Regions from separate parts of the Homo sapiens genome. Here region 1 is linked to region 2. A link is a loop called in an ENCODE intact Hi-C map of the cell type or tissue named here. Cell type or tissue: endothelial cell of umbilical vein. All regions are shown on one strand. Each heading gives the region's core, and the rest is flanking DNA. Links, peaks and the distances in the headings are about the cores only. Region 1 overlaps TSPAN9 (tetraspanin 9). Region 2 holds the start of TSPAN9-IT1 (TSPAN9 intronic transcript 1).

What was found. Hi-C counts contacts between places; a loop is a spot of excess contacts. Peaks named below come from ENCODE experiments on the same cell type or tissue, not always from the same donor. Only the 100,000 strongest peaks of a DNase experiment are listed, where the experiment ranks them.
Region 1: a loop joins it to region 2, with 3 times the contacts of the local background. A loop is called at or near these places in 7 of 110 quality-filtered maps.

Annotation. Positions count from the first base shown.
Region 1 is chr12:3,270,604-3,280,810 of GRCh38, forward strand. It overlaps TSPAN9 (tetraspanin 9), which reads left to right. Exons shown (of 9, transcript NM_006675.5): 4 at 7,818-8,009; 5 at 8,389-8,463; 6 at 9,779-9,880. Among named protein-coding and RNA genes, the nearest start is that of LINC02827, 25 kb to the right of the region's middle. In endothelial cell of umbilical vein, for the core only: a CTCF peak has its summit at 5,027 (motif pointing left); a DNase peak (open chromatin) is centred at 5,018.
Region 2 is chr12:3,147,503-3,157,709 of GRCh38, forward strand. The region is part of intron 2 of TSPAN9 (tetraspanin 9); the gene reads left to right. TSPAN9-IT1 (TSPAN9 intronic transcript 1) reads left to right here and starts at 2,295. Exons shown (of 2, transcript NR_046833.1): 1 at 2,295-2,364; 2 at 3,483-3,974. RefSeq lists enhancers at 1,144-1,689, 3,553-4,366. In endothelial cell of umbilical vein, for the core only: no CTCF peak of the experiment used is centred there; DNase peaks (open chromatin) are centred at 4,619, 5,689 and 7,029.

The sequences.
Region 1 (10,207 bases), core at 1,291-9,290, 120 kb after region 2:
TCAACAGGGCCAACCCTGCTCCCAGCTAGGGGCCAGAGGACACCAAGCCCTTTGTGGAGCTGGGGGCCAGGACTGCTGGTGACTGGGCATTTATCCCACCACGCAGGGCCCTGACACCCCTGGAGGGGGGTAGGGGCTGTCCCCAAAGTCTCGGATAGAATCTCCTTCATCGTGGACTCTTCCACCCCAATATACACTTCGGGATTTTAGATTGCAAGAGGTGTAGGTATTGTAACAGGACTCACTCTCAACTGCTAGGGGTTTTGGTCAATTGGGGAAGGGTTACAAAGTTGGCTGGAGAGAATTGACAGTCTTGAAACATAATTCAGGAGCTTTATAACTGCAGAGGCTTGCAGCCCCCAAACACGATGCCCCTTAAGTTTGGCCGTGGGTAGACATTCTCTCTTAGAACTGTCTCACATGGAGAATAACCCCATTCTGGTATAATCAAAATGTAACTGGGTTGTAGATATGCAAATGCTTTATGTAATGTTTATTTGGAGGAAAATTAGGCACAAAAATATGGGTGTCATCTCCCTGACACCTTTGTAAGTTGGTGAGATTAGGGGCTGCAAAGTGAAGGTATGAAGGTGAATTGGAGGCTTTGAGAGAAAGTGTGGGGTCCAACAGTAATGACCAAGGAATCATGCCATCTGGCTTGAAGTTATGCACCAGCTCAGTGTGAGACTAAACTGTGCTATGGCTGCCACTCAAGCCAATGGGGCCTTAGGCTGAATTACTAGAAGTATAGAGCTCAGAACGTAGGAGGGGAAGAGCTGGGTCCTACCATAGCTGGAGCCTAACTTTCAGTTTGAGACAGGCCTGTTTTACTTGTTCTTAGTGGGCTTCTTGGGCAAAACTAGGATTGATGCATGTTAGCCACAGGGAAGTAGATTCTTGCATTAATAAGAAAGAATTCCTGGCTGATTAGAGGTATGCAGAAAAAAAAAAAAAAAGAAGAATGGAGTGCATTGTGGGATGGTGAGCATTCAGCCCCTGGGAGACCCGTGTGGCTGCATCCCACCCCATGGTTCCAAGGTGCTGTGGTCCTCCTACCTGCTGGGTGACTTCAGCAAAGATGTGTCTGTGACTTTGTCCCTTCATTTCTCTCCATGCAGAATTGGAGGCATCGTCTGCTCTCTTGCCTTCCCTGCCCCTCCTGCCTCTCCCTTTATGGCTGTGAGAATGAATGAGCTGCGGGGGCCCTTGGAGGCAAGGGGTGTCTGAAATACAAAGCAGCGGCTGCGCTCCTGGCACCGATGTATTGTCTCTGCTCCCCATGATGAAGTTCTTGGCAGGTCGGCTTCTTCCAGAGCCAGGCAGGTTCATTACTAGCCAGCATGTCAGGCTGTGAAATTAAAGCTGTTTTGGTTTTTTTCTTTTTTAAAAATTCTCCACATCCACTAATTTATTAAATGCCATTAAATGTTGGGCCTGGCCTTGGCTCATAGAAACATTAGGGAGCACTCAGTCCTAGCATTTGAAAATTTCCTGCAAGCAAAAAGTGGATGAGGGTGTCAGGGGGGCCAGGTCAGGGGCCACCAGTGACATCTGATGCCAGAAGCCCAGGTGCCTTGTGGGGCTCTGCAGACACATGAGGCAGTGGGGATTAAAATAGGGCAGCAGAGGTGGGAGCAACCTGAGGGCACTGGGGGTTCCAGGAGTGGGGAAGACGGGGTGAAGAGGAGGCTGCTTTTTCAGGAGGATTTGCATGTCTGGGTCTGGTCCTGTTCCCCAGCTATGGCCCACTCAGGCCCCTCCATCCATCCCCATCATTCATTCATTTATTCATTCCTCCAGCAAATATTTATCTAGTAATCCAGGCATGTTCTGGGCCCTACAATGGAAGAAAAATGGATAAGACACAAACCTGGGTCCTGGAAGTGCATGTGTGTTTTTTTTTTTTTTCCCCAAAGTGCTGGGATTACAGGCATGAGCCACTGCGCCCGGCCGTGTGTGTGTGTTTAGTGAGGGTAGGCAGCAAGTCTACACAGAAGCCTGAGAGGTCCTAGGTGTGTCCTCTGCTGTGGGCCCGGCGCTGGCAGAGGAGTCATCCCTGGCGAGGGGCCGCTCCCACCAGTGGGAGACCGATGGGACCCATGAGATATGGGCAGTGGCTGCCCCTAGGATCTAAGCAGCATGGAAGTGGGTGGAGAAGCTCAGGACGGGGAAGCCCGAAGGGGGAATTGTGTCCCTCACCCCCAGAGAAATAGGATGCCTGCGTGAAACATACGTAACGACACGTGGCAGAAGCCTGTATTTAAACCACAGTCAGCATGGTTCAAACTGAAGACAAGGAAGACACCGTGGGGATATTAGCTAACTACAAGACTTAACAAATGAGGTGAGGCTGGAGTGTGGGCTCACTGTATGGCCATAGCCTGACTGGGCCTCAGTTTACCTGCTGCGCGTATTGTGGATGGGCCCCTGGTGACAAAGAAGATCCTGATACAGCCTGATGACTTGAGGCTTTTCTCTGTGCTGGGGGCCTGCACCCTTTCCCTCCTCCGGAGTCAGGGCACGGCCCAGACCAGATCGCCCTGTGGGATTTGAAGGCGTTGCCAGCCCTGCTCTAGGCTCTGCGGATTTAACCACAAAAACAACAGACCCAAATCCTGGCCCTCAAGGAGGCCATTGGCAAATGTAAGGATGGGATTCGTCTTCTCAAATTTGGATGTGGATTTGTTTGTAGCCCTGATTTGAAGTTATTTTGAAATGCCTTCGGCTGGGGAAGGGGCAGGGGAGGCTTGGTACTCAGGCTGGCCCCTGGACCTGCACCTGCTCCGGGGAGGGCATCAATCAGGCCTGGACCACACCAGGAGTGGCTGGTGACCTTCTGCGGGTTGGTGCTAGCATTGCCTGGGGCCCAATCCCCTGAGTCACCCTGCCTCACCCCAGATTGTCCCATCGTGGGCTAGATTATAGCTCAGTCATCTCAGCTGAGACAAACCCCTGGTTTTGGAAGGGAATTTTCCCAAATGCCACCAGCTAAGCTCTCCGGCCCTGAGCTTTGGCTGTGCCACCACAGACAGGCCTTGCCTCCTTCCTGTGCTATGTGCTGGGCTCCCTCCACCAGAGGCGGCTCCCCTGCCCTGCACCTCCCTCTCCTGCTCCTGCCGCACCCTCTCCCTGCCCGCTGCACTGGCTTCAGAGGTCAGCTTCCTGACTTCCTGCCCTCCTGCCTGTGCGGGGCAGGCCTGGCTCACCAAGACTTCATGGCCAACCTGTCTCTGCCATCACCTCCTCCCTCCTGCCCTTGCTCCCTCCCCGATCTCAGCCCCGGCTGTCCCCAGCTCACCAGCTGGCATCTTTGGGCATATCGCTGTCATTGGCTCTCCCTTCCCCACCGCTGGAGGGAACACATCAGATTCTTTCTCCAATGGCTGTTCTCAAGATGTTGGCAGCCCAAGGGTGGGTGCCTGGCGTGGGGGGATAGGGTAGGGGGCGGGGTTTCTCAAACTCTATTGACAATTGGGGCCAGACAGTTCTTGACTGTGTGGACTGTCCTGTGCACTGCGGGGTGTTTGGCAGCACCCCTGGCCTCTACTCACCAGGTGCCAGGAGCAGCCCCTCCCATTGTGGCAACCAAAAACGTCCCCAGACATGCCACATGTTCCCTGGGGAGCAGAATTGCTCCTGATTGGGAACCACTGGGCTGAGGGCTGAGAGCACCATGTCTCAGACTCGGCTAAGACTGCGCCAGAGGGACCTAAGAAATGATCTCGTCCAAATCCCAAGTTTTAAAGGAAATTGGGCCTCCGAGAGCTAAAGAATCTTAAGGTCACACTAGGGAGCAGCATGATGAGAGGCATTTTAGGAAAAGAATCAGGCAGCTCTATGCAGGCTGGGCTGGAAACTAGAGGCCAGGGGCAGGGAGGGCAGTGGGGGCCGTGATCTGGACATGGGACCTGTGGCGAAGGCCCAGTGTTGGTGCCTGTCACCTGTCAGTCGGAGGTCCCCTGGGAGCAGGTAGTGAAGGCTTCTGCACCAAATGCCAGAAACCAAGGTTTTGTCCCAGCCCAGCAGTGTGACTGGGGACTTCCTTGTCCCCCCGCTTAGCTTCCTGGAAAATCGAGGCGTGACCTTTGTGTTTTCTTCTTGCCGGGAGGCTCTGTTAGTGTTGGGCCATCAGAAGATGGGAGCAGAGAGCTCATCTCGGCAGGAGCCCCTTGAGGATGGGAGCGTGGCAGTGGGGATGTGCGTGGCACCCGCTGTACTGCACAGGCCTCCTCACTGGGCAGACGTGCACCATGCGTGGAGTTGTGCCAGGCGGGAGCTGTGATGGAGGCAGGAACAGGTTTGAGGGCTTGGAGAGGAAGCCTTCCAGTCCAGACTGCGCCCCCGTAGGGTAGGCCGCAGATCTTTCCTGGGGGCCTGGAGGACTTTGGACAGGAAATGGGAAAGGAAGCAGATTTGGGGACAGGGCACCAGCTGTGTTCCCTGAGAGGTAGAAGGCTCCCAGGTGGGTCTGGCAAGACCAAATCAAAGGATGTGGAGTGTGAAGTCAGAGAACCAGTTTGAAGAGAGGTGACCAGGTCCTGGAGTTTCTGACCTAAGAGGTTTTCCTAGGTAGAGGTACCTGAGCATCCCAGCACTTATCCCAGGAGGGAAGTGGAGAGAGGGCTCGGAAGGGGCCCCCCGCTGCAGGTACACCCACAGTGGGAAACCGCTTCAGGAGAAGGCTGTGCTTTGAGAACTTTTCCAGGCCCGAGAAGGGTCCGGGCTCTGAGCTCTGGGGTCCTGCGTGTCTCCAGCTGCAGCGTGTGGGGGCGCCCTGCAGCTCCCCTGCAGCGAGTACCTGCGGCAGTGGGGTTTCCGCTTACTCATTCCAGGGTCTGGCTTTTAGAGCCATAAATCTTCAGCATGAAGATCATAAATTCTCCATGGTATGATTAATGAAAGAAAAATTGAGACGGCAGCATAGAAACTGACCAGATTGAAGAAAAGTCAGAGTGACTATTTGGATGAAAGTTTCAGCCATCGCTGGCGAACCCAGAGCTTCTGAACCAGCCTGGAGCGCCACCTAGTGGCCGTAGGCGGGGCTAGCCCCGTTCCCTGGCGAAGCTTTGTGATGGCCCAGTTGGGCGATGCTGTGGGTCTCAGTGTGCCCATTCTTTGGGAGCCCTGACGTGGTTCCATGTGGGGCTGCGCCAGGGGACAGGAGGCACAGGCCCACTCTCCACAGTGTGAAGGACCCAGGCAGCTGCTGGACGTAAATCATTCGGACCCCCCTGCAGCTCCTTGCACTGTCTCTTGGTTAGTAATACGTGGCGGTGTCTGTTCCTACCTTTTTCTTCATGCACACCTTTCTGGTTCCCCATTTATCAAAATCCTATTCATTCTTCAAAGCCCAGCAAGGCCTGTCAATGCCACCTTCAAAACATCTCAAATTGGACCATTTCTCACCGCTCCTCCGTAGCCTCCTGGTATGAGTCGTCCCCAGCTCTCAAGCTGGTCTGGCTCCTGGGAAGAAAGAGAGGCTCGCAATTAGGCAGGGTAGGGATGCCCACGGGAAGGTGAGGGGAGGGGACAGACGCCTCCCTGAGGAAGGGCATCTCCTTCTTATTCCTCCACAAACCCAAGCCTAATCACAGCAGCCTCCCAGTTGCTCTCCTGGCCTCCCTCGGGCCCTCCCGCGGTCGCTTCTCCAAACAGCAGCCAGAGTGATCTGCTGAAAACCTCAGTGAGATCATGTCACTCTCCAGCTCTGGGACCTTCCCGTCACACTGAGGACACTTGCACGTTTCCTTTACCTGCGAGGTCCCAGCTGGCCTGGCCCCCGGCCACCCCGCCTGCTTTGTCTCCTACCATGTGTCACCTCACTCACTGTTGTAGCACACGGCCAGCGTGCTCCTCCTTGGCTGGCCAGGCTCCTTCCCACTCCGGGGCTTTTGCACCTGCTGTTCTCTCTGTCTGGAACGTTCTTCCCCCAGATAGTTATGTTGCTCCCTCCCCCTGTTTATTTGGGTTTTTGCTTAAACACCACCTCTTCCAAGACACCTTCGCTGCCCACACCCTCCCCAGTTATTTTCTGGCTCTTTACATTGCCTTATTTTTCTTCGTGGCGCATGTCAGCAACTGCAGTTACGTCATTTGTTGCTTACATAAGGTCAGTGTCTCCTGTAAGAATCTACTCTTCGTGAAGGCAGGGTCTTTGCCAGTGAGGTGTACCACTGTCTCCCCAGCTTGGAGAACAGGGCCTGGCACTGAATACGCAGGTGTTCACTTGGGTTTGTGGAGGAATAAGCGAAGGAGATGCCCTTCCTCAGGGAGGCGTCTGTCCCCTCCCCTCACCTTCCCATGGGCATCCCTACCCTGCCTAATTGCGGGTTGCCCTGTCTCAGCCCTGAGCCTCTGTTTCTTCCCAGGAACCAGAGCAGCTTGAGAGCAGGGGCTGGGCTGATTCCTGGAGTCAGCATAGTCTGCACAGGCCCTGGCACAGAACAGCTGCCCGGGAAGTGCCTTTCCAGCAAGCAGTGCCCGGAGCTGGCCACCCACTTCACGTAGCTTATTCCAATCTAATTCTCACAGCAGTCCAATAGGAAGGGGATGATATTCTCACTCTGCATACGAGAGGTTTGCAAGCTCACACCACCAGGATAAGCTGGAGCCGGGAGTCCTGTTTGGGTCTGTGACTCCCAAGCCCTTACCACCTGCACTTTCACCCGGCATAGAATGTTCTCGTCCTCCATCTGCCCCTAGTCCACCCACCCTTTAGGGACTGCCTCCTTCAACTGGCTTCCATGACTGCGACAGTGATTGCCTCCTCTGAGCGCCCGTAGCGTTGACTGGGCACCAGTCCATCCCACCTGGGAGTGGTAGATTTTGCACTTTGATTGCTCCCATCCAGCCAGAACAGAGGCCCCTGGAAAACAGGTCTTTAAAGTGGTTGTAGCTTTTCTGGCATGGCACACTGCATGCTGTAGGCACTCAGTAAATACTGTTTCACTGATTGATTGGCTCCTCAGACTCAGCACACTTCCCATGAGCTGGCGGAGGGAGTCGGGGAGTGCCAGCTATATCGAGCATAAAATAAGACAGATGTGGAGATTTGCAGCCGGTGAAATGGAAGCTTCCCCAGGTGGAGCTGGTGGCGCCGGCAGCCCCAGGGGTGCTGTTGGGGAGAGTTGCTTTTCGGTTTGGGGGCCGATCATGCCAGAGGCCAGCTTATTGGATGGGTGGTGAAGGCAGCCGTGGACTCCCACGTCCCGCACACTGGCCAGGCCCCCAGCCAGCCGATGACTGCCTCCTTTCTCCATCTGTGGGAAATTGTTCTTCAGACTCCAGTGGACAAATGGCCCTTCGGGTCAGAGTAACAGGACACAGTCGCTGGAAGTTCTGGCTCCAAGAAACCCGACTCCGAGGGTCCCTTCCCACCTCCAGAGATGAAGTCTTTCTTGCTTTTCCTGACCCCAGTTCTCCCCTCTCACCAGGCCTCCGTCTTGGACACTGGGGCCTCTTCTCTATCATGCAGAGTAACCTAACCACTCACATGTGTCCAGTACCTTCCACGTATTTGTTACGCACTTTTGCCTCTGTGTGGTTTAATCCATCCTCAGAATGACCTGGGAGGCTCTTGAAACTGGCACAGTCTCCGTTGTCACATGGGGAGACTGAGGCACAGAGAGGCTAGGGGACTGTCTGGGTCACACAGCCGACATGCTTCGGGTCTGCAGCCCAACGGTAGTCCCGTTCTCACCTTGTCGGTTCTCACTTTGTCTGTGTCTCAGAGCATGGGGTGGGGACCTGCACTGTTCCCAGGTCCATGGACGAATGTGAGAGCAGCGCCAGGCTAATGGGCTTTCCTTCCTTTCCAGCTCTGTGGCTGTGGGCTGCTGGGAGTGGGCATCTGGCTCTCCGTGTCCCAAGGCAACTTTGCCACCTTCTCCCCCAGCTTCCCTTCGTTGTCTGCAGCCAACCTGGTCATTGCCATAGGCACCATTGTCATGGTGACGGGCTTCCTCGGCTGCCTGGGGGCCATCAAGGAAAACAAGTGCCTCCTCCTCAGCGTAAGTTCTGTCCAAATCCCCAGCCCCTCCAACTCCTGATCTCCTTGCACTTGGACCCCTGGGACAGGCAAGACCTGGAATATTAGCCACCTGGGTGTCCAACCTGAGCCCAGGGAAACTGCTTCTAGAACGTTCTAGGCTTGACCACACCCCTCCTCCTCATGGTTGGTTATGCCTACCCCTGGTTGTCCCTCCCACTCCCTGATTAGTCAGCTCCTTTATGTCTCTGTCCTAGCTATCTGGGTTTCCTCAGGAGGAGCTGGCTTCTCCCAGACCTGGGAAGCCCCACCTAGGCGCCGCCTGTCCCTGCCTTCCACACCCTCCTTGTCCTCAGCCCTGCCCATTACCACCTACCCATGCCTGGCCCTTTCCTTTCCAGTTTTTCATCGTCCTGTTGGTCATCCTCCTAGCAGAGCTGATCTTACTCATCCTCTTCTTTGTCTACATGGACAAGGTAAGCCTTACCAGATGGGAGGGGGCATATGGAATGTCACTGCCCTTAGAGTTGGGCCAAGCAGGCCAGGGTCCCTTCCCTGGCCAGAGGAAGAGTGCTGGCAAGCAGCACCTGTGCAGAAAGGAACATGGAACCAAGGGTTGGGAAAGCTACCAAGGAAAGAGCAGATGGAAGGTTTTGATGGGGGCAGCATGGGGCAGGCAAATTTGGAGGATGGGAGAGTTGACTTTGTATAGTTCCAGGAAGTGGAATCCTCTGCATGACCAGAGATGGCAGTGGGCTGCCTCTGGCGCTAGTGAGCTCCCTCTCACTGGAAGGAATTAAGCTACTTGGAGAAGGGATTCAGACCTCATCAGGTGGTTGGGCTGGGTGATTTGAGAGCAAACCATGAAAAACAAGGAGGAACTCTCTGGGCGACGCTGGCTGAGCAGGACTGAGGCACAGGGAAGCTCTGTTTCCTGCACTAGAGCCCTTGAGGACGGGCGCTGCTCCTGGGTTCAGGAGGATGGTGGGTGACCCCCTGTAACCTCGCCAGGCTGGGCAGTTCGCAGTCAAGAGCGAGGTTGGCCGGGATTTCAGTCTCTTGGGGCGTGGCAGGCCCTTTGGTACCATGCACTCCAGAACTGTGTAAGGAGCAGTTCTTGAAATAGCTGCCTGAGCCACACTGAAAGTTAGAGACATCGTTAGGATGAGAAAGAATAATCTTTTAGTTTTGCACTCGTGAAAAGGAAGAAAGAACAATGTTGAGAGATTTCTCTGTGCCAGCCCTGTTCTTGGCCCTTTTATGAGAATTGTTTCCCTTAATTCTAACAACAGCGCCATGAGTAGATGCTGCTGTTCAACATCGGGTAGAACAGCGGTGAGGGAGGTGAAGGTCACATGACCTGTCTTCCTCCCTCTAGTTCCCAGGGTGTGTTTTGAGAGGGGCAGTCTGTGGGGAAGCTGTGTAGTGGGGGGCGGGGGTGGCAGAGTGGCCTGTGTGTGTGGCTGGTCCTGGGATGGGGGAGTGGAGGCACGTGGTGTGTTTTTTTGCCTCTGGGTGTTACAGCCCTGGCCCTGAGTTTAGCTCTGCCGGGAGGCGGTGGGTGCACCAGGGCCTGCTGTATTCTGAAACTGGGAGTGTGTGCCTAACCCCGCACCTCTGTTGGGCCAGCAGAGGCCCCCACCCCAGTGGGCAGGGCCTTCCAGACCAGCTGCCTTCCCTGCCTTCCTCACTCCTCATCTGTCACCCACCATCCTGGGTGACCTGAGGTGGGCTGGAGAGACGAGCTGCGTCCTGGTTCCAACCGTCTCACTGTGTCCCTCCGCCTGGCAGGTGAACGAGAACGCCAAGAAGGACCTGAAGGAAGGCCTGCTGCTGTACCACACCGAGAACAACGTGGGGCTGAAGAACGCCTGGAACATCATCCAGGCTGAGGTGCGGGCTGGGCCGCCCTGGTGGGGCCAGGCAGGGAGGAGGGGTGGCGGCCGGTACTTCTAGCTGCCTTCCCCGGTGACCTGGCCGGGCACCTGTGCTTTCTGGATTTTAGCCGGGAGTGGAGTGGTACCCACGGGGGCATTTGCCTGAACTGCTGAGTCAGATGTGATACAGCAAGGTACAGCCAGGGAGGGATGAGGATACAGGAGGGGCAGGCCTGAGAGAGCTGTGGCTGAGCTTTGGGATGAATGACTGAATTTATTTTAGCAACAGATTTGCCTCCATGATGGGGCTTGGCTTAGGTGAGGAGGCCCTGGCTCTAGGAGG
Region 2 (10,207 bases), core at 836-8,835:
CTGCCCACTTCCAGATTCAGTTTGAGCCACCTAGGGCCTGTTCTGCCCCCGAAGAGAGAGAACCAGCCAGCCCAGTGCTGCAACGATGGAAGTGTTCTGTTCTGTACCGCCCAGTACAGTAGCCACCGGCTACATGTGGCCGTTGAGCATTGAAAATGGGACTGAAAATGCCCCAAGGAGCTGGATTTTAAATTTTATTCAGTTTTAACTTAAAATGGAAATGTAGGTGGCCACATGTTGCTAGTGGCTGCCACGTCGGACGGTACTGTTCTAGACCAGTAGTTTTCACCTGCAGTGTTGGCTCACACTGGTGGGTGCCCTTTGGTGAGAGGTGCGTTGTGAGTGCCTTGTTCTTAGTAAGAGATTACTAAGCTGTGTGAGTGGTGTACACATATGTGGAGTCGGGTGGGTCGGGGGGCACAGCTTGGCAGATAAAGGATGGGCTCCTGCAAGTCTAATCTGGGTACATTTGGAGATTGAGTGGAGGGTCTGGATAGGGGAGAAGGAGGAGAGAAGTCTCAAGCACTTCATTCATCCTGGAGACAAAGCGCAAAACTAGGGAAGGAATTTTGAGCAGTGATTCCTTTGAAAGAAAGGGAGGAAGGGCATACATCCCAGGGCCATTGGCTAAAGCACTGTATGGATTCTATAGGGGCTGGAGGAGACCTGAGGCACTAGTGTGTAGCCTGCTCATTTTACAGATAAGGAAACTGAGGCCCATCATACATTGGACCAGAATCTGAGAACTACCCTGTAAAGTAAATTATCTGCCTCATTTTGCAGCAGATAATTGCAGAGAAACTGGAAATCAAAGCCATTGGGCATTTTAGTGGAACCAAGTTTTGGTCCCAAGTCAGTCCAGAGTCACAAGCTGAATTTCTCAGACTCTCAGGCCAACACCCACACTGCCAGCTCATGGCATCCTTTCCAGCAGCTCGGGCTGGGTTCAGGATGCTGGGGTTCCTCCTTCAGCACCTGCGGCCTGTGAGGTGGCCAGCGGTGGGGCTGTGGCTGGCAGGGTATGGAACGTGGGCAGGGAGCGTGGCCGTGGTTGTGTGGGGCTGTCTGCTCCAGGGCCTAGAGCGTGCACATGACCACACTGCCAAGTGGCCCTGCTCTTTGTGGAATCCAGAGACGACTGCCTGAAAGGGACCAGGAGGGACAAGGGAGCAAGGTCAGAGTGGAGCCGAATGCTCATATTCCACTCCTTACAGAGCAGCACTCAGAGGAGACCTGAGTCTCTGCATCCTCTCCAGCTCGGCTGGGAAGCTGCCCAGGCGGGGGAGGGACTGCCCCATCCAGCTGTTGTCCACCTCCCAGCCTCCCCACGGCTGCAGCTGTCCCAGCTCCATCAGTCACGTCCAAGGCTGGGTGGGAGGAGGGGATGAGGAGAAGAGGGGGCCTCTCGGGCGTGCCTGGCCGAGGTAACTTTGGCTCCTGCCTCTAAGGAGGTCTCCAGTTGCTGAGGGAAGAGGGGAGGGTGGTGGCTGCCTCCTGGATCCTGGGTAAATTGTGGGGTGTGGGTAGCTCAGCTTTCAGCCCCCCGCCATTTGTCTCTCTGGGAGGGCCAGTGTTTTATTGAAAAGAATAGAAATGGTCGAATTCTTCCTTCATCTACATCTAACAAGTTCTTTTGGCACTTCTTAGCTTTGCTGTAGTTTTTGTGAATGAATAAATGAAGGGCTCCTCACCTGCCTCCAGGGTAGGGAGATGGGGTCTTTGTTTCTTCCGGCTTACTGGTTTGATGATGGTCAGGCCCTGTGTGTAGGGGCTGGACTTGGGGAGTGTGAGCTGTAAGGATGGGTGTATTTTGTCCTCCAAGTGTGGCAGGAAGGAGGGAGATGCCCATCCTGGCATTACCATTTTCTGCAGCCAGATACATGCCTTGCCTTCTTCTCTCTTTTTTACCTGAAATTCAGCAGAGTCCTTGAAGTCTCTAACAACCTTGCATTCTTCAGAAGCTAAAGAGAGATGCAAAGAGAGAAGTGGTCCTCTTTCTTGGCCAGACCTCAGTTTGCCAGCCTGAAGAATGGAGAAGCATTGCCACCTGTCTCAGTCCAACAGACAACAGCATCATGGTGTAAAGAGTTGATTTGAGCCCTTTGGAAAAAAGGCCCTAGGGGAGAGGCACTTATTTTGTTTTTATTCTGAGCTTTATCTGATCTCAACACAGGACAGGATGGGTGTTAGCCAAGTAATAGCCACCAGTGATTCAAGACCTGGCTTGGAGTTAGAGACATCTGGGGAGCTTTTCAATAATTCAGGCTCCTGGGCCCCCATCCCAGATCTTCTGAGTCTGAAGCTCTGGGAACGGGGGCAGAAAGCTGTATTTCGAAAAGCTTCCCACATGATTTTGATGCAAAGGTAGGTTTGCCCCTTTGAGGAGAAATCCCTTGCTGAACAGATATTCGTAAGTGCTTTTCTCTGAAGTATGCCTGACTTTGGGAGCATTTGTTAATTGATGTATTCATCCAGCCAGCAGACATGTAGTGAACGCCCATGGCGTGCCAGACACAGCTCTGGGCAGAGGGGTGTGGGCAGGATTAGGTGGAGTGTTCTTCCCTCAGGGAGGGCACAGTCCAGTTTGGGAGACAGACAGCACCAGCAGTGACAATGTAGCATGAAAGGTGAGGTGTGGGAGATGCCCGCTGGGCCCGTTACATTTGGCTGGACTTCAGAGAATATGTCTCGGCCTCCCTCGGTCTGTTTCCGCCCCTCTGCCAGTTATAGGCTTAATACCCTTTTTATGTGTATTTGAACAGAATAGGGCACATAGCTGACTTGATGCTGATGCCCAGAGAGATTAGGGGGCTTGACTAAGGCCGCACAGTGAGTTAGTATTTTGTTGATGGGGGGCAGGAATGGGGAGGGTTTCCTTTGAAAAATCTGTGTCATAAAACCCCTAAATGGATTGTAGTATATATGGGCTCTGCAGGTGGCAGGCAGACATGGTGTCAGTCTTGGTTTCAGTCTGTGGCCCGGTGTGAATCTTTGGTTTCTTGTCTACATGCTGAGGCTGATATATACGCACGTTGCTGCTGGTTCTTAGAATTAGAGATATGGTATGGTTGGCCCATGCTAGGTGCTCAATGAATGCCAGCTTTTCTTCTCTGCCGTTGTATTTGGTGTCTTAAGTGAGGAGAGTATGCTTTTTGGGGCCTCAGACTCTCTGAGCCCTCCTTCTAGCTGGGGGTTGCCTTAGCTAATTCCCACTTACGAGCTGATTTCAGGGTGCTGAGTTCCAGGCCCTGCAGGAGATCGAATGCTGCCCCTTCTTCACCCCACGCCTGGCCTGGCCTTGGGGAGCCCTCCCCTGTCCTGTGCCTTTTAACTCAATACTCCCTGACAGCCCCATGCAAATTGCTAGAGCACTCAGAACGCCTCATTTCTCATAAGGCCCCTTCATCCAAGCCTTTGTCCTTCCGCTCAACGTTAAACTCTGTCAACATTTTTTCCCAATGAAGTTCTTCCTCCCTCTGCAGCGTCCCCAGCCTCCAGCCAGCTTCGCTAGCCAGGGACACAATTGGATTGCAATTTCTAGCACTTCCTGGAGATCAGGTCCCTGAAGAGCTATAAAAATCCAGCGGTGTTTCTGGCCACCTTTCCATGTGGTTTGTAGTGCACTGTCAGTCACACACGCCTGCAGAGCATGTGTGTGTTTGTGTTTGCACACGTGTGTGCATGTGTGTGAGTGGGTGCATGCATGCATGTGTATTTGGCTTTAAGGGAGGCTCTCATATTGCATTACCTATGTTGCTAGTTTCTGGCTGCCAGTTTGCATTTCTTAGGCGGATTTTCTGATTCCAGGCTCGGGAGGGCTCCCCTGCACTGTATGTAATTGGGCACGAAGCCCGTGGTGGGGTGGATTTGGGTAATGGCAGGGCTGCATTCCTCCCATTCTTTTCTCACAGGAAAAAGTGCCTGGATATAACCCTGTGGTGGGGATTGCTTACAGGAGGGGCCGGCTGCCTGCCACCAGCCTTCACATTTGGCCCCTGTCGGCCCCCTCCAGCCTTGCCCTCCCACCTCCCCTCAAGGCAGATGCCACCAGCTGGGTGGGCACTGGGGCTGCGCATGCCCCCTCAGTGATTAATGGCCTGCAAGACTTGGCTGCCTCTTCCCGCCCATGCTTGGTGGGACATGGCGCCCATTTCCAGGGTCTTCTTCCTTAAACCCAGATATGAAACAGAATAGGGCAGCCTCCAACGTGAAATGTCTCTTACTCTCTCCCTTCCTTGCTCCCTCCAGCCTTTTTTCCTTTCTTAAAAACAAAACAAAACAACCGTGGTGTGCGCCTGTACTCCCAGCTACTCGGGAGGCTGAGGCAGGAGAGTCGCTTGAACCCGTGAGGCGGAGGTTGCAGTGAGCCGAGATCGTGCTATTACACTCCAGCCTGGGCGACAGAGTGAGACTCCACCTCAAAAAAAACAAAAAAAACACACAGCCGATCTTTGGAATTGAAAAGTAAAAGCCCAACAATCAGGCGTAAGTAAATTTCCTGCAAATGGGATGCCTGCTGGAGGGGGCTGTGATTTGCTGCTTGGCGCAGACAACTCTGAGGAATTTTTCCTCTCCAGCTCTCATTCCCTTGGGGAATTCATGGCGGGGAATCTCTCCCTGGGGAGTCTGACCAGCTTGGAAGGAGGTAAGGCAAGGAGGGCTTCCTGTTTTCCAAGGCACCCCCCTCTGTCATAGCTCATAGGGAAGCAGCTGCCACTTCCCAGCCCTCCTTGCCTGGCCACCAGGGAGGCTGCTGCGGGGTCAGCCCTCCTGATTGTCAGCAGGATCCTGGCACCCAGCTCCTCCCTCACCTGCCACAGGGTTTGGCCTGATGCCAGGGTGGGCTGGGATTTGGCATCCCACCGGCCCCTCTTTTTGGAAGGTCCTGTGGCAGTCCTTCTGTCCTTCTGACACACCTGCCCCCACTTGGCAAGCAGCCTTCCCCTGAGATCTAGTTCCTGAGTGTCCCCAGCGATGGACACAGTGAAACATGTATTGAAAAGAATGAGGGAAGGACAGTCTTGGGGGAGAATGCTGGACTGGCTGTTTCTAGCCTAGAGGCTGTCGTCAGAGCCCCGTTCTTTTCTTTTCTTTCTTTTTTGAGACGGAGTCTCGCTCTGTTGCCCAGGCTGGTGTGCAGTGGCGCGATCTTGGCTCACTGCAACCTCCGCCTCCCAGGTTCAAGCAATTCTCCCTGCCCCCGCCTCTCAAGTAGCTGGGACTACAAATGCCTACCACTATGCCCGGCTAATTTTTACATTTTTAAATAGAGATGGGGTTTCACCATGTTGGCCAGGCTGGTCTTGAACTCCTGACCTCAGGTGATCCACCCGCCTTGGCCTCCCAAAGTGCTGAGATTACAGGTGTGAGCCACCACGCCCAGCTGAGCCCCCTTCTTTTCTTATGCTGCATCAGAAGACAGGGACTCTGAAACCACAGCAGAAATGACAGAGCAGCAGAGGCGCACACACACCTGACGGGTGGGGGCCCCAGGACGGCATCTGTGCTCAGTGCGAACGCTGAGCTTCCTTTTATGGTGCGTGCACGCCTGCGCGTGTGTGGGGTGTGGTGGTGGTGGTGGTGGTGCAGGGCAGGCCTTCCTTGAAGCCCTCTTCAGACTGATTTGTGACACCTTTTCCTTGTGCCTTACCCCTGTGGCAGTCCCGGAAGGGCCTGAACAAAGCAGACATTTCCTGCCTAGCCCTTATCATCATGTGCTAGTTTATTTCAGGGTCAGGAGCTATTGGGCATTTTAAAAAAATACTTATCATATAAGTAATGCCGTATAATAGGAACACAAATCAAAGAAATAGGGGTATAAAATACCTGACAAACCTGCCATCATGACAAATCAGTTTTTTATTTTCCATGATGCCTTCAGTCTGTATTTGCTTGCAAACATAATTTTTTTTTACATGGTTATAGTCAATAATGTAGATAGAATTTTGTGTTCTATTTGCTTTCTTTAACATTTTAAGAATTTTGCATTCTATTTGCTTTCTTTAACATTTTACTATAAGCTACATAATCATCACAATTATGATCATCATCATCACACTTTCAAGTGGTTACATAGGAAATGTTTCCTATTTATCCGTTTTCCTACTGTTGAATGTTTAGCTCACAATTTTAACTTACCTAAATAGTAGAAACTGCACTAATACATTAATATGTTAATATTATATATATGTGTGTGCGTGTGTGTCTGTGGATGTATCTCTGTCTGTTTCTCTGTCTAGCTGTCTGTTTCGCTTTCCTACTGTTGAATGTGCAGCTCACAATTTTAACTTACCTAAATAGTAGAAACTGCATTACTACATTAATATGTTAGTATTATATATATATGTGTGTGTGTGTGTGCGTGTGTGTCTGTGGATGTATCTCTGTCTGTTTCTCTGTCTAGCTGTCTGTTCCCCTTTCCTACTGTTGAATGTGCAGCTCACAATTTTAACTTACCTAAATAGTAGAAACTGCACTAATACATTAATATATTAGTATTATATATATATGTGTGTGTGTGTGTGTGTGTGTGTGTGTGTCTGTGGATGTATCTCTATCTGTTTCTCTGTCTAGCTGTCTGCTCCCCCTTTTGCGTTATTTCCTTAGGACAATTCAAGAAGCCAAGCATTCTTTCCTAGAGCAATGAGGTATCTCATTCTGGGTTATTAAATACCAGCCGGAAGTCAGGTGCCTGAGAGCAGCCACAGGGTTTAGCTGAGATCTTGGCCCAAGTCTGTTTTCACACACTGCCCTTGGGAAGGCAGTCAGGTAGCAGAGGTCCTGCTTTAAAGGCTGTTCACTCTGCATTTTTATCCTATCTCCAGCTTCGAAGCCCGCTGGCCTGGTACATAGATTTTGCGTATGTTGCTTCACTCATTCAATAATTCCTAAGTGCACTCCCCATCTGACCCCATTCAAAGCAAGAGAAATAGGTCTCGCTCGCACCCTTAGGGAACTTGCAGTCTGAAATGACCGTGGGCTCACCCATTCAATTATATTCAATCAACTTTATGCAAGCCTGCAAACTCAGATGAGCGATAACAGCCCAGGGTTGTGGGCCCATCAGCGTGTTCCTCCCTTCCTCCCTCTCTTCCTTCCCTCCCTTTTCCTCAGCGTCCTGCTTTCATTGTTTTGCAGCAGGTTGACCAGCATAGAACATGATGCACATGTTCAGCCGTGCAAAAGAGGAGCTAGTGCTTAAGTACAAATGGGAGACATGATTCTTTTGTTTTAAGTAAATACTTAGCCTGACTTCGGTCCTGTGAGCATCTGCACTCCAGGCCTGAGCAGCTGAGCTGCCTCTCACATGGACCTGCCATGATTCCATGACTGCCTGCATGCCCAGTCATCACTACATGGCATTAGGGTGCCAGTGGTTGAACGTGATCACAGTGAGCCCCTTTTCTAGCGACTTCTCCAGCCCCCTACAGACATGATCTAGCTAGGACAGAGACAACTGGAATTTCTCAAAGGGCAGTGGTCTGTAACAGTTAAGCATTCTACATGGTTCTCTTGGTTCCCTAGATCTTCCATTTTTCAAGGAAAATTTGAACTTCTGATTTTTGGGTAAAATCTCCTAATTTTTAACTATTGGCAGCTAATTAAAAAAAAATTAAAACGTGATGCGGACCAAATAAAACCTGTGCGTGGGCTGGATTTGGTCTGGGGGTACCAGCTTGTGACCCCTGCTTTATGTATTAAAGGTAGGGTGTTATGCTGGGCACTTTGGGGAATATAAAGAGCATAAAGTGATGAAATTAATAAAAATCATGGGGTGTGGGAGAGGCAGCTCACACACAGAGCATAACACAGTTGGCTACGCAAGTGAAACCGAAGGCGGGCTGTTCCGGGAATGCTGGGCAGAGACTGTTGATCGTGTTCTGAGCTTTTAGGAAATCAGCACGAGGAGGCCTCTCCTGAATAGCTGTTAGAAGAGACCATATCTTCCAGGCCTGGTGTGGTGGTGCGCACCTGTAATGCCAGCATTTTGAGAGGCCGAGGCGGGAGGATCCCTTGAACCCAAGAATTTGAGGCTGCAGTGAACCATGATTATGCCACTGTGGCCCTGATGACAGAGCAAGACCCTGTCTCTTTAAAAAAAAAAAAATAAAGAGGGAGCGAGAGCAAGACCACGTCTTCCTTTTCTAGTCCCTTTGGGAGGAGTTAGGCCTTGAGTGAGAGACGGCTTGAAGCATGGAGTTGGAACTGGGAAGACTGGATTAGGTGGGTGCCGAGTAAATTTCCTTTTCTCCGTTTTCCCATCACGCAGTGAGGAAAATTGTCCCCCTTGGGCAGTTAGCAAGTATTTATTGTAGGCACACTGGAGGCGGAGTTGCCAGGGCCCCCTCTTCCTCCCCTCCGAGATCTCTAGGGGGAGATAAAGGGGAGTCTGTCTGAAGTGCTTTGAACTCTTCAGGACGCCGAAAGGACTTGAAGACGTTGCTCCATGGTTTTCCCGGATGACAGCCATGACGTATGAGCCTAGTGATACTTAAGAGATACGACTTGCTAGGGAAGTAAACACCCAGTGTTATTTATTAGTTCTTTAAAAAACAAAGCTTTTCTTAGCTGGGAGGTTTCAGATCAGTGACAATGTCAGCTCCAGTTTTCCTCTGTTAATAACAGGCCAGCCTCCTCCCCAGCCTGTGTCAGCGGCATTGAGAAGTGTGTCTGGGGTCTGGGTGCACCTTTGGCATTTGATGATTCCCTGAGAGGAAGGGAAAATGGTACTGAAGACCCGGAAGGTTGTGCAGGGCCAGGACGGATCTCGTTGTGAATAATAAAGCAAGCTGCCTTCCAGTGCTGGGCCTTTTGCTTTTATCTGTGTCCTCCCTCCATGTAGCCCCCTCCAGGACTGGGAGAGGGAGGGGCAGCAGGTGGGGAGTCGGGGGGCCAGGAGATAGGGTGCTGATAGAGGCATCTCCTGTCTTCTTGATAGGGGAGGTGTTGGAGTTTGGGATCTAGGCAAGACTTGGACTTTGCTTCTTAGAGTTGTTTTTTTGTTTTTGTTTTTTTTTTAGATGGAGTCTCACTCTGTCACCCAGGCTGGAGTGCAGTGGCATGATCTCGGCTCACTGCAACCTCCCCCTCCCAGATTCAAACCTCCCAGATCCTCCTGCCTCAGCCTCCCGAGCGGCTGGGATTACAGGCATGCGCCACCACAACTGGCTAATTTTTGTATTTTTAGTAGAGATGGGGTTTCACCATGTTGGCTAGGCTGGTCACGAGCTGCTGACCTCAAGTGATCTGCCCTCCTCAGCCTCCCAAAGTGCTGGGATTATAGGCCTGAGCCACCACTCCCGGCCTGCTTAGAGTTGAATGGAATCTGGAGATGAATGGGAGGGTTAGCTGGCTAGCTGGGAAGGCTGTGGAGCAGGAGAAGGGCCCAGGGCAGGGGGCAAGGGCTGAGAGCTAAGGTTGAGGTGAGGTCTGATGAACTTGAGGGCCACTGCATTTTGACCTTGAGTAACTATAGTATTGATAAGGACAGTACCTTTGCAGTATTGAGTACAAATTCTCCCCCGCTGAGCCTCATAGAAACAGGCCAGAGAGGGCAGAGCAGGTTTTATTATTTCCACTTAATTCAGGCTGAATGTGGTGTTTTTTTTTTTTTTTGAGACGGAGTCTCGCTCTGTCACCCAGGCTGGAGTGCCGTGGCGCGATCTCAGCTCACTGCAAGCTCCGCCTCCTGGGTTCACGCCATTCTCCTTCCTCAGCCTCCCGAGTAGCTGGGACTACGGGTGCCCGCCACCATGCCCGGCTAATTTGTTTTGTATTTTTAGTAGAGACGGGGTTTCACCGTGTTAGCCAGGGTGGTCTCAATCTCCTGACCGCATGATCCCCCCACCTCGGCCTCCCAAAGTGCTAGGATTACAGGCGTGAGCCACTGCACCCAGCCTGAATGTGGTGTATTTTAAGAATGTGGGTTTTTGAAGCTAGACACATGTGGGTTCAAGCTTAGCCCTCTGACCTTGACGAACCTCATTAGCCTCTGAATCTCAGTTTCTCCATCTGTAAAATGGGGAGACCAATGCTTGCCTCACTGGGTATTTTGTAAGGGATGAAAACCTAAAATAGTCTTTGGCATATAGTAGACATTGAATAGTGAATAGCAGCTGCTACTGCTGTCAGTGTAAACTAAGAAACAGACCTACAGAGGTCATCTGTCCTGCTGGAGGTCACAAGGGAAACAGCCAGGACTGGAACC